Regions from separate parts of the Homo sapiens genome. Here region 2 is linked to region 1. A link is a loop called in an ENCODE intact Hi-C map of the cell type or tissue named here. Cell type or tissue: spleen. All regions are shown on one strand. Links, peaks and the distances in the headings refer to the core of each region. The heading gives the core; the rest is flanking DNA. Region 1 overlaps DTNB (dystrobrevin beta). Region 2 overlaps DTNB (dystrobrevin beta).

Region 1 (5,383 bases), core at 205-5,204:
CCCTCACCCCTAGAAGTTCAGAGTCACTGAACTGAGGGTAGGGCTTGGGTATCTTATCTTACAGAAAGCTTTTCAGAGGATTCCCATGCACGCTTTTGATAAAAGACCAGCATCTGCAAGATTCTGGAGTGAGCTTTTAAAATGATGTGATGGTCACATTGGTGTTTGTCTTACATTCAGTGCTTCTCCTGCTGCCTGCAATATAAAGTTCAGATCTCTCACCTTGTGCTAGGACAAGCTCCTTTCACATCCTGCCTCTCCTCTACCTTTCCACATGCGTTTCCAGCTACTCCCTTTCAGATGCCTTTGGTCAAACAAATAAATTAGACCCAGTTTCTCATGTATTTTTGGATTTCTATGCCATTTTACATACTATTTCTATCTAGGGTTCTCTTAATTCTTTTTCTGTATCTGGAAAACTGTTCTCAACGATGCCTCCTCTCTGAGGCCTTCCATGACGATTCTTGCCCCTTGTTCCTCCAGGCAGAAGTACCTCCAGGCAGAAGTACCTGATCTTCATCTGTGACTCTCAGCACTTGGTCTGTCAGTTGTCTCTCAGTATCCCTGGGGGTTGGTTCCAGGAGCCCCCACAGATATGGAAACCCAAGGATGCTCAAGTCCCTGAAATAAAACAGAATAGTATTTGCATATAACCTATGCGCATACTCCCATATACTTTAAGTCCTCTCTAGAGTACTTGTAATACCTAACACAATGCCTACACATCACGTCCTTTGCAAGGATTCAGTGTATTACTCAGCATATGGTGAATTCAAGTTTTACTTTTTGGAACTTTGTGGAACTTTTTCTCTGAATAGTTTCCATCTGCAGTTGGTTGAACCCACAGACATGGAGGACTGACCATACTTCATTGCTGCACTCATTACATGGCATTGTGATGATTTGCTTGCATGTTTGTCTCCATCTATATACAGTTAGGTCATTGAAATAAAGATAATCTTTTATCAGTAGGTACCCAGTAACAGTGATGCTTTCCCTTTAATTAAGAAGTACCAAATTCTTGCCAAGTCTTTAAAAACTACCTCTACTGACTACCAGATACTTTCTACCTATATCATCATCTTATTCTATCCCATCGAAAAAATGGTATATCTTATTAACAAAGAAGGAACCTCCCAAATTTCTGGACCAAGCGATAGATGGTGGCCATTTCAGTATCATGAAACTCAATAGTGCCTATACCTTGCTGAGATCTGTACCAAAGGAAGATACAGAACATCTGGTGCTCAAGGTATTCAACTGGTTTTACATGTTAAAGATCAACAAAACCAATCTAATGTTGTGCCAATTCTGTTTTTTTAAGTTTCTATAATTTGTAGCATTAATGTCTGCTTTACACCTGGAAATACTCTTTTCAGTTATGTCTTACAAGAACCATGAAGGTTTTGTATGTTTGTTTGAGCCAGAAGTCATTTTTAGTGTATTACCTTTTTTTTTTTTTTTTTGAGACAGGGTCTTGCTCTGTCGCCCAAGCTGGAGTGCAGTGGTGCAATCACAGCTCACTGCAGCCTTAACCTCCTAGGCTCAAATGATCCTCCCACCTCTGCCTCCTGAGTAGCTAGGACTACAGCACGTGCAACCATGCCAGACTCATTTTTATTTTTTATTTTTTTGAGACAGGATCTCACTTGTCACCCAGCCTGAAGTGCAGTGGCACAATGTCAGTTTCACTGAAACCTCAACCTCCCTGTGCTCAGGTGATCCTCCCACCCCAGCCTCCTGAGTAGCTGGGACTGCGAGCATGCGCCGCCACACCCAGCTAATCTTTGTATTTTTTTGTAGAGACGGGGTTTCGCTATGTTGCCCAGGCTGGTCTCAAACTCCCAGGCTCAAGCCATCTGCCTGCCTTGGCCTCCCAAAGTGCTAGTTTTATAGACGTGAGCCACTGTGCCCAGCCAGCAGGCTAATCTTTTTTATTTTTTTATTTTATTTTATTTTATTTTATTTTATTTTTTTGAGATGGAGTCTTGCTCTATCACCCAGGCTAGAGTGCAGTGGCGTGATCTTGGCTCACTGCAACCTCCGCCTCCCGGGTTCAAGCTATTCTCCTGCCTCAACCTCCCAAGTAGCTGGGATTACAGGCACCCGCCACCACACCCAGCTAATTTTTATATTTTTAGTAGAGATGGGGTTTCAACATCTTGGCCAGGCTGGTCTTGAACTCCTGACCTTGTGATCCACCCACCTCAGCTTCCCAAAGTGCTGAGATTACAGGCATGAGCCACTGCGCCTGGCCAGCAGGCTAATTTTTTTTTTTTAATTTTTGTGAAGACAGGGTCTCACTACGTTCCCCAGGCCATGTTATGCCTTCTAAGAATGCATCTGAGCTGTTGGCTTTCATGGTGAGTCGTGGCTCTAGTGAAGGTTCTGTAGTAAAGACCTCCTTTAAGTTTGCAAGTGCTTCTTTCATTTTAAACTGCAGACATATACCTGTCTTTCTAGCAAAGCATGTTAGGAGTTCAGAAAGGCTATGACATTTGGGGGTCAGTTATGATTAGTTTATAGTTTACAATATAGCCATTACTGTCTGGTTTTGAATATTAGAGAAGAAGCTTTGATATTTGTGCTATAATGGTTGAACATGATATATACCAAGAGATATTGATTATAAAGATGTTTGTGGTATCAGACCAAATTGTTACAAATCATGAAATTTTATTGCATGGATTTATGTTCTAGGAATTTGAATTTTTTATTCTCATTTTTCCTCTGAGAATACCAAAAAGGAAATTGAATGCAGTGATATCTTTAATATTGAAATATAGCAGGTGGCCGGGAATGGTGGCTCACACCTGTAATCCTAGCATTTTGGGAGGTGGAGGTGGGAGGATACCTGAACTCAGGAGTTCAAGACCAGCCTAGGCAACATAGTGAGACCTTGTCTCTATTATTTATTAAAAATTAAAAAATATATATATAGCAGGTAACTGTATTAGTTCTGAAAGCAATGTGAAAATGTCTTTATCTTCTTTTGGAAATAGATTGCTAATAATAATACATTAAAGAATAGCCCATTCTATTTCCAGGACCAGAAAGCTGTTGTGCTGGATTTGGTTCTTTCATAGGGATTGTCTCCTTGTTTCAGTTGGACAATTGATATAAGAGAACTAGAGGCAAAAATATAAATTTAGGACTAAATACAAGCTAATCTCTGTGTTCACTTCGATCATTAGTCAACCTAAAACAACTGATTAATTGACTATAACTCAGCACAGCCACTAGCATTAATAGTCTTGAAAGTTTGGGACATAATTGGATATCTGTCTGAAGACAGGTAGTCAGATAAATAACTTGGAATTGACTTCTAGCCTAGAGAGGCATATTTCAATTCTAAATGTCTTACTTAGAGACATGTCACACAAAGGGAGGAATGTAGAACAATAAGCATAGTACTATGGCTTAAAAATCAAGAGACCAAAATCAGTTCCCTGCAAATTACTTTCCATCTCGGATCCTCTCCATTAAATGGAAAAATCATTTTTAAAAATCCCTATACAGAAATGCAGTTGGTTTAAGAAGAAAAAAAAGTGCATAGATAGATGGAGAAAGAGATCCTTCTTTAACATCTGGGTTCCTTGGCCCTCCCTGAAATATTTCCCCTTGAGCTTTTATTTGAGTGTACTATGAAACCTGCAAAACAATAAAGCCTGTGATCCCTTAATATTCACAAAGAATTGCTAAGTATAACCTCTCCAGAAACATTTTACATAATTAACTCTGTCCTTAAACGGAAGGAGAAACCAGAAGGTAGTTAGTTCCCAAGCACCTAAATATGAGAGAAGGACTTTCAGCTTCAGTTTTATGCTTTTGATAGACAAATATGAGAAGTATAATCATGCATAACTTAACAATGGGGGATGCATTCTGAGAAATGCTTTGTTAGACAATTTTGTGTTGTGTTAACATCAGAGAGTGTACTTACACAAACCTAGGTGGTTTCGCCTGCTTCATACCTAGGCCATATGGTGTAGCCTAGGCCGTATGGTGTAGCCTAGGCTATATGGTGTAGCCTAGGTTTGCAGCAGGCAAAACCATCCAAGTATGTGTAAGTACACTCTATGTATGTAGCCTCCAAGCTACAAACCTGTACAACATGGGACTGTACTAAATACTGGAGGCAACTGTTACACAAGGGTATTTATGTATCTAAACATAGAAAAGGTACAGTAAAAATACAGTATTATAATCTGTTATAATGTATGTGGTTTGTCATTGACCTAAACATCATTGTGTGGCACATGACTGTACTTCTTCCAGTTTAAAAGAGGAAGTGAGAAATTTTCCAGTTTAAGTATTTAGCAATAGTCATGTGGTTCCAGATGCAAGACAGAACCCTTTTGTAGCTGAACCTGGTAGGGAGGGAGAGGGGTTGAAGAATGGCTGGAAGGCAAGATACCTGGCACCTTTTTGAGAAGCTTGAATTCATTCCTTCAGGACTTTCACAAGAAGGAGAAATGGACCTGAGTCTAGAAAACCTGCAGCTAAAGACAAGTTACCAAAAATGCTAACCTTGAAGTTTAAATTTGGATTAGGGGTTATCAAAGACAACATTCTAATTAGGGTATAGGTGTAAAATTTGGATTTGTTGTTCAGATTCTAGTAGAGAATTAATCAAAGTTTGTTCCAGAGTCTTTATTTTTGAACGTGGTATTTAACAGTCTGTTCTGGTTAAAAGTTTACAAACTAAGTCTGAGGGAAACCAGTGAGCTCTAACCAAATCTCAGGAACAGCATGCACCTCGATGTTGTGACCTTTGTAATATACAATGAATGCCAGACACCTAGTAATCTTGTACGTAAAATGTAGAGAAATTCACTAAGGGGCAGAATTTAAATTCTTATGTACTAAAACTACAAAGCAAAAGCCACCAAAGTTACGTCCTGCAGTAGTGTGCTTATAATCAGTTGCATCTCTGGTACCCACAGCTCAGTGGCCCTGTGGCTTTGTGAGGGAGAACCTCTTGCTGAATTTACTTAGGCTTGAAGTATCGATTTCTACCCCCCTCCCCAAGGGTTCCCCCCCTCCATGGGTCCCCACCTCCCCATGGGCCTCCCCTTCCCCATGGGTCCCCCCCCTCCCCATGGGTCCGTCTGTGCTTACCGCGAATGATGATTGGTCCCTTTGCTCTTACCATGCTTATCGTCGTTTCCCTTGTTTCCCCTAGTTGGTCATTATTAATATAAGGTAAATGTCTTTTCTTTCAGTCCTCCTCGCCCTCTGACTAATATGAATGACACCATGGTTAGCCACATGTCCTCTGGAGTGCCCACTCCCACCAAGAGGTACGTATGTCTTGTGCCTTCGACTTGGGTGTTGGCCTCTGCTACTGATTTGCGATGCCCCTGCCAGAAATGAGGCCTGA
Region 2 (5,383 bases), core at 88-5,087, 60 kb before region 1:
AAGAAGTAGAAAATCTTTAATAGTCAATAAGCAAGTTAAAAATATTAGAATGAGAATCAAAGATCTACATTCCAAAGAAAGCATCAAGCCTCGACTATTTCACAGGTGAGTTCTTTCAAAACTTCAAGAAACAGATAATTTTCATTTGATATATACCATTCCAGAGTACAAAATTGGAATGTATCCAACCAATTTTACTAGGCCAGCATAACCTTCATCCCCAAACAGGCAAGGACAACACCAAAAGAGAAAATTATAAGCTGTCTTCCCATAAGGATACAGGTGCATATTTGGGAGGCCAAGGCGGGTGGATCAGCTGACGTCAGGAGTTCAAGACCAGCTTGACCCAACGTGGTGAAACCTCGTCTCCACTAAAACACAAAAATGGGCTGGACATGGTGGTGGGTGCCTGTAATCCCAGCTACTCCGGAGGCTGAGGCAGGAGAATTCCTTGAATCGGGAGGCGGAGGTTGCAGTGAGCCGAGATTGTGCCATTGCACTCCAGCCTGGGCAACAAGAGTGAAACTCCATCTTAAAAAAAAAAAAAAAAAAGGAAAGAAAGAATACAGGTGCATGACTCTTAGTGGTAGATTAAAAAAAAAAAGAAGTATACAGGTATAAAATTTCTACATTAAAAAATTAGTAAATTTATTTGAGCATTATCAAGTAGCACTTATCCTGGAAATGCAAGAATAATTCAACTTGCATTTAAAATAATTGAAAGTCTGGCCAGGTGTGGTGGCTCATTGCTATAATCCCAGCACTCTGGCAGGTCAAGGCGGGAGGATCACTTGAGGCCAGAAGTTTAAGACCAGCCTGGGCAATGTAGCAAGACCCTGTCTCTACAACAACAACAAAAGAATTAACTTAGCACAGTGGTGTATGCCTTTCGTCCTAGCTACTCAGAAGGCTGAGGTGGGAGGATTACTTGAGGCCAAGAGATCAAGGCTATGGTGAGCGCTGATTGCACCACCTGCACTCCAGCATGGGCAACAGAGCAGGATTCTGTCTCCAAAAAGAAAAAAAAAAAAAGAATAGAAGATCTATCCTATCTTGTTGCACCAACCTAATTGCTGACTCCAGCAACATGGCAAACTAAGCTAATTGTAATCTCCTTTCTCCAATGACAGAGACATGCACGCTGGATTAAACATAACAACAACAATTGAAATGTAGAATTTAGCTTGATTAAAAGTCAGAGAAAGCCCTGGCTATCAGAATTAAACCTAACACTGTGGTGTTCCAGGGGTCTATCAGATTGGATACTGGATTTAGCCCCAGAGGTTAGGGTTTAGTGCCCCCATGAAGTAGGAAATCTGTCTTGGGTTCACGAAACAAGGTAAGTGGAACTAATATTTCTGTAAAGGCCAGGACTTTAGAAGAGCTGCCTCCTTAAAACAAAGAGGGGCTAGAAAAACTCCAGTGGCCCAGAGAAGGTACAAAAAATATCCAGCAGCCAGGCTCTGGGAAAAAAGAAAACTTACAAAATCTACCAGTTTTCTGAAAAGTTTAGAGGAAAAAGATTTTATTCTAGTGAACAGTTTGCACACTGGGGAGATGCAGCCTTTGGCACAAAATGAAGCCTTTGGCACAAAACCTTGTGAGAGAACCAAGAGAGGGTTGTCTATTATAGGGAAAGGTCCTGTCCAGGTTCCCACCCTGGTCCACTTATGCAAAGGACGGTTGCAGACTTGCCTAGTTCTGATTGGTTGATGTTTGCTGAGTTCTGATTGGTTGATGCAAGTCACAGTCTATTGCCTGAGGTAGGAACAGACAGTTATGAAAGTCCCAATGTTAAATAAACATAGGGTTTGCTGGGAAGGCAGAGTATGTGTGTGACCTCTAGCCAGCAAATGGCTGCTTGGCTGTATTTGAATTTAGGCCATTTGCCACTCAGGATTCATCTGGAAGGATTGACTCTTTCAGGGTTCGCAAGTTAAAAATTAAGTTTCTAAGCCGGGCACGGTGGCTCATGCCTGTAATCCCAGCACTTTGGGGGGCCAAGGCAGGCCCATCACTTGGGGTCAGTAGTTTGAGACCAGCCTGGCCAGCATGGTGAAACCCCATCTCTACTAAAAATACAGAAATTAGCCAGGCATGGTGGCACACACCTGTAGTCCCAGCTACTCAGGAGGCTGAGGCAGGAGAATTGCTTGAACCCGGGAGGCGGAGGCTGCAGTGAGCCAAGATCGTACCACTGCACTCCAGCCTGGGTGACTCTGTCTCAAAAATAAACAATAAAGTTCCTCAGGCCCAGTAGCAGCATTTCTAGTGTTCAGTAACCACACGGGGCTAGTGGCTTCCATATTGGATAATGCAGGTATAGCAAGTCTTCATCATCCCTTAAAGTTCTGTTGGATAATAGCACTGCTCTGAAGTACCTGCCAGAAGAAGACAAAAAAAATCCCTCTGTAGCCATACACTTCCACAGCTCAGTTCAAATGGGACTCCTATGCAGAAAACAACCCCTGCTAAGGGTGAGCTTATTACCAAAAATTGCAAACCCAATCACAAAACAATCTACTGTGAGGGAAAATCAGCAAACAAACACAACAGATAGGTTTAGCATGCCAAGAACTTTAGAAATGGCACATTCAAAAAGTTAAAGAAATGAAATTGGGAATAGTGGCATTGTTAAAAGGGACAAGTTGAATGAAAAAAGGCCAAATTTAACTTTCAGAAATCAAAAATATTAAAGTTAAGCTCAATGGAGGGGTTAAATAGAAAGTTAGAGACTGTTCAAGTGAAAATTAGGGTATGGGAATTAGATGTGATGAGATTAATCAGAATACAGAGTGCTGAACACAGATAAAAGGAGATGGAAAGTGTGAAAGGTGAGTAAAGGATATAAAGGGTGGAACAAAAAGATCAATCCAGATTTCTCTACCCAGCTAATCTATTCAAGAGCAAAGAAGAAATAAAGGTATTTTTCAAAAAAGTCTCAAGGAGTTTGTCACCAACAAAACATTGCTGAAAGAATTAATAAAGGATATACTTTGAGCAAAAAATAATTTGAGGCAAGAAGGAAGAAATAGTGCAAAGTGGAATTGATAAATGTGGATGACTTTAAGCACCAGGTATAAATAATAATTACTAATTTTGGTGAGCTTATAATAAGGTGCAGCTGAAGTACTAAACTATGGCATGAAATTGGTTGAGGCATGATTAAAGGACTGAAGTTACTAGGTGAGGTTACAGATGTTGATTAAGATTGTGGTAAGTGTTCATGTTAAAATAGAGAAAGTTGTTGACTTGTCTGAGGCTTTAGCAGGCTTTGTACCAAGAGTCTGCCACTGGGGGATATTTTTCTGCTTAGATCCCCTCAGATGGTGTGGCTTGGAGTTCAGGATGATGTGCTCAGAAAGAGAGAGTAATTGGAAGTGAAAATGACAGGAATGGCCTCAAAGTCACCAATCCTGAGCTTTTTCCATTAGGCTGTTATGTTCCCAATGTCAGGGCCTGTCAGCGTATACCCTGAGCTGAAGATTGTGCTGTGCAAGGAATTAGCTTGAGGCTGATTGAAAACACAGTAATCTGAGCTCAAGAAAAAGTTTTGCAGAGTATCGCAGTGCCTGGTTCATGGTTATCCGAGGAAAACAAGTCTCAGCCCTGGCACAGGAGCACACATGAAACCATTGCAGTGAGTCGCCTGCTGCCCACTTTGGAATCTGTCCCTCAGTTGGACACCGTGTCCCCACCCCTGACTCACCTTCATGACCCAACCCGCGAGCCCTGAGGGTGGTACTCCACATCCCCCACGCTGGGCTGCGGGTGCCTGTTTCTTTCTAAGAAATAGAATGCCTCACTGCCGTGGCTGTCCCTCCTAGTTGCCAGCGGTTCTTTCTCTTGAGTAATTTTACCTGTTGAGGGGCTGTTTGTACCACAAAAAGAGTGACAGACCTGGTTATATGAGCCTTAATTTTTACACTGAGTGTTAATTTCTGTGCCTATATGTTAACATCTAATTCATAAAACTATTTTGAGAGTTAAAAGCACCCATTAAGTCCCTGACAGTAAGTTCTCAATAAATGTTACTTTAACAACAGCAACAACAAAAGTAGCTGCTAGAAGAGTAAACTCAAAGAGCAAATTTCCAAAAGAGGAAAATAAAATAAGAAAATAAAACCTGAAAAGGACAAATAGGAAAAAGACGAAACAAGTAATGACATAATAAGCCATAAAAATGAATAAAAATATATTACTAATCAGTAAATTCATTAAATTTTCTAGATAAAAAGCAACAGTTGTCAAATATTTTTAAGAATCTGTCTCAGCCAGGCGCAGTGGCTCATGCCTATAATCCCAGCACTTTAGGTGGCCGAAGTGGGCAGATCACTTGAGGTCAGGAGTTCCTGACCAGCCTGGCCAACATGGTGAAACCTGTCTCTATTAAAAATACAAAAATTAGCTGGGCGTGGTGGCGCGCACCTCTAATCCCAGTTACTCGGGAAGCTAAGGCAGAGAATCACTTGAACCCGGGAGGCAGAGGTTGCAGTGAGTCGAGATCGTGCCACTGCACTCCAGCCTGGGCGACAGAGCAAGACTGTGTCTCAAAAAAAAAACAAAAAACAAAACAAAAAAAACCTGTCTCTATGCTGTTTACAAGAGACAGCCAAAAAATAAGGACACAGAGAACTTGTAAGTTAAGAATAAAAAAGACATACCAGGCCAAGTACTAATCAAAACAAATTTGTTGAAAGTATATTAGTCTTAGAAAAAGGATTTTAAGGCAAAAATCTTTACCAGAGAGGTTAGAATGGTAAACTTTAGACTTTGTATATTTTTATCATATTTAAAAAGTCTTTACCAGAGATGGTTTATCAAAGATAAAAAGACAAAATTAACAATTCTACAGATATATAAATTAAAAGTTAACAGGAACACAGTGAGATTGAGAAATACATTTTCAAACTGGATAATTTTAACATATCCAGCAATGAATGATTGCACATTTTTTTTTCAAATACACAAAAATTGACCACATAAAGGAAGCCTCAAAAAAGAATTAGTATAATATCATATAGACTGTATTCTCTGGGAAATCAAGGATAAAAAGATAAGAAAAGAACTGTACATTTGGTTATTAAAAGCTAAGTTGAAATTAACAAATTTCTAAAACAGCGTTGCTTACCAAAACCGATTCAAGATGGAATAGAACACCCAAATAATAACATAATTATTAAAGAAATTGAATTTGCTCAATATATTTACACAAAGGAAACAACCAGGCCTGAGTGACTTTTTGTGAATTTCAGCAAACATTCAAATAAAAGAATAATTGCAGTATTATACAAAATTTCCCAGATTCTGTAGGAAGTAATGAGCATGCCCAGTTTCATTTTTGAGGCTAGAGGGAATAACATTGGTACCAAAGTCTTAAAAA

Evidence for each region. Peaks named below come from ENCODE experiments on the same cell type or tissue, not always from the same donor. Only the 100,000 strongest peaks of a DNase experiment are listed, where the experiment ranks them.
Region 2: a loop joins it to region 1, with 1.8 times the contacts of the local background. A loop is called at or near these places in 1 of 110 quality-filtered maps.

The regions. Positions count from the first base shown.
Region 1 is chr2:25,482,716-25,488,098 of GRCh38, reverse strand. It overlaps DTNB (dystrobrevin beta), which reads left to right. Exons shown (of 21, transcript NM_021907.5): 10 at 5,226-5,303. Among named protein-coding and RNA genes, the nearest start is that of DTNB-AS1, 64 kb to the right of the region's middle. In spleen, for the core only: no CTCF peak of the experiment used is centred there; no DNase peak of the experiment used is centred there; H3K27ac peaks cover 519 bases.
Region 2 is chr2:25,542,493-25,547,875 of GRCh38, reverse strand. All of the region lies in intron 8 of DTNB (dystrobrevin beta), which reads left to right. Among named protein-coding and RNA genes, the nearest start is that of DTNB-AS1, 120 kb to the right of the region's middle. In spleen, for the core only: no CTCF peak of the experiment used is centred there; no DNase peak of the experiment used is centred there.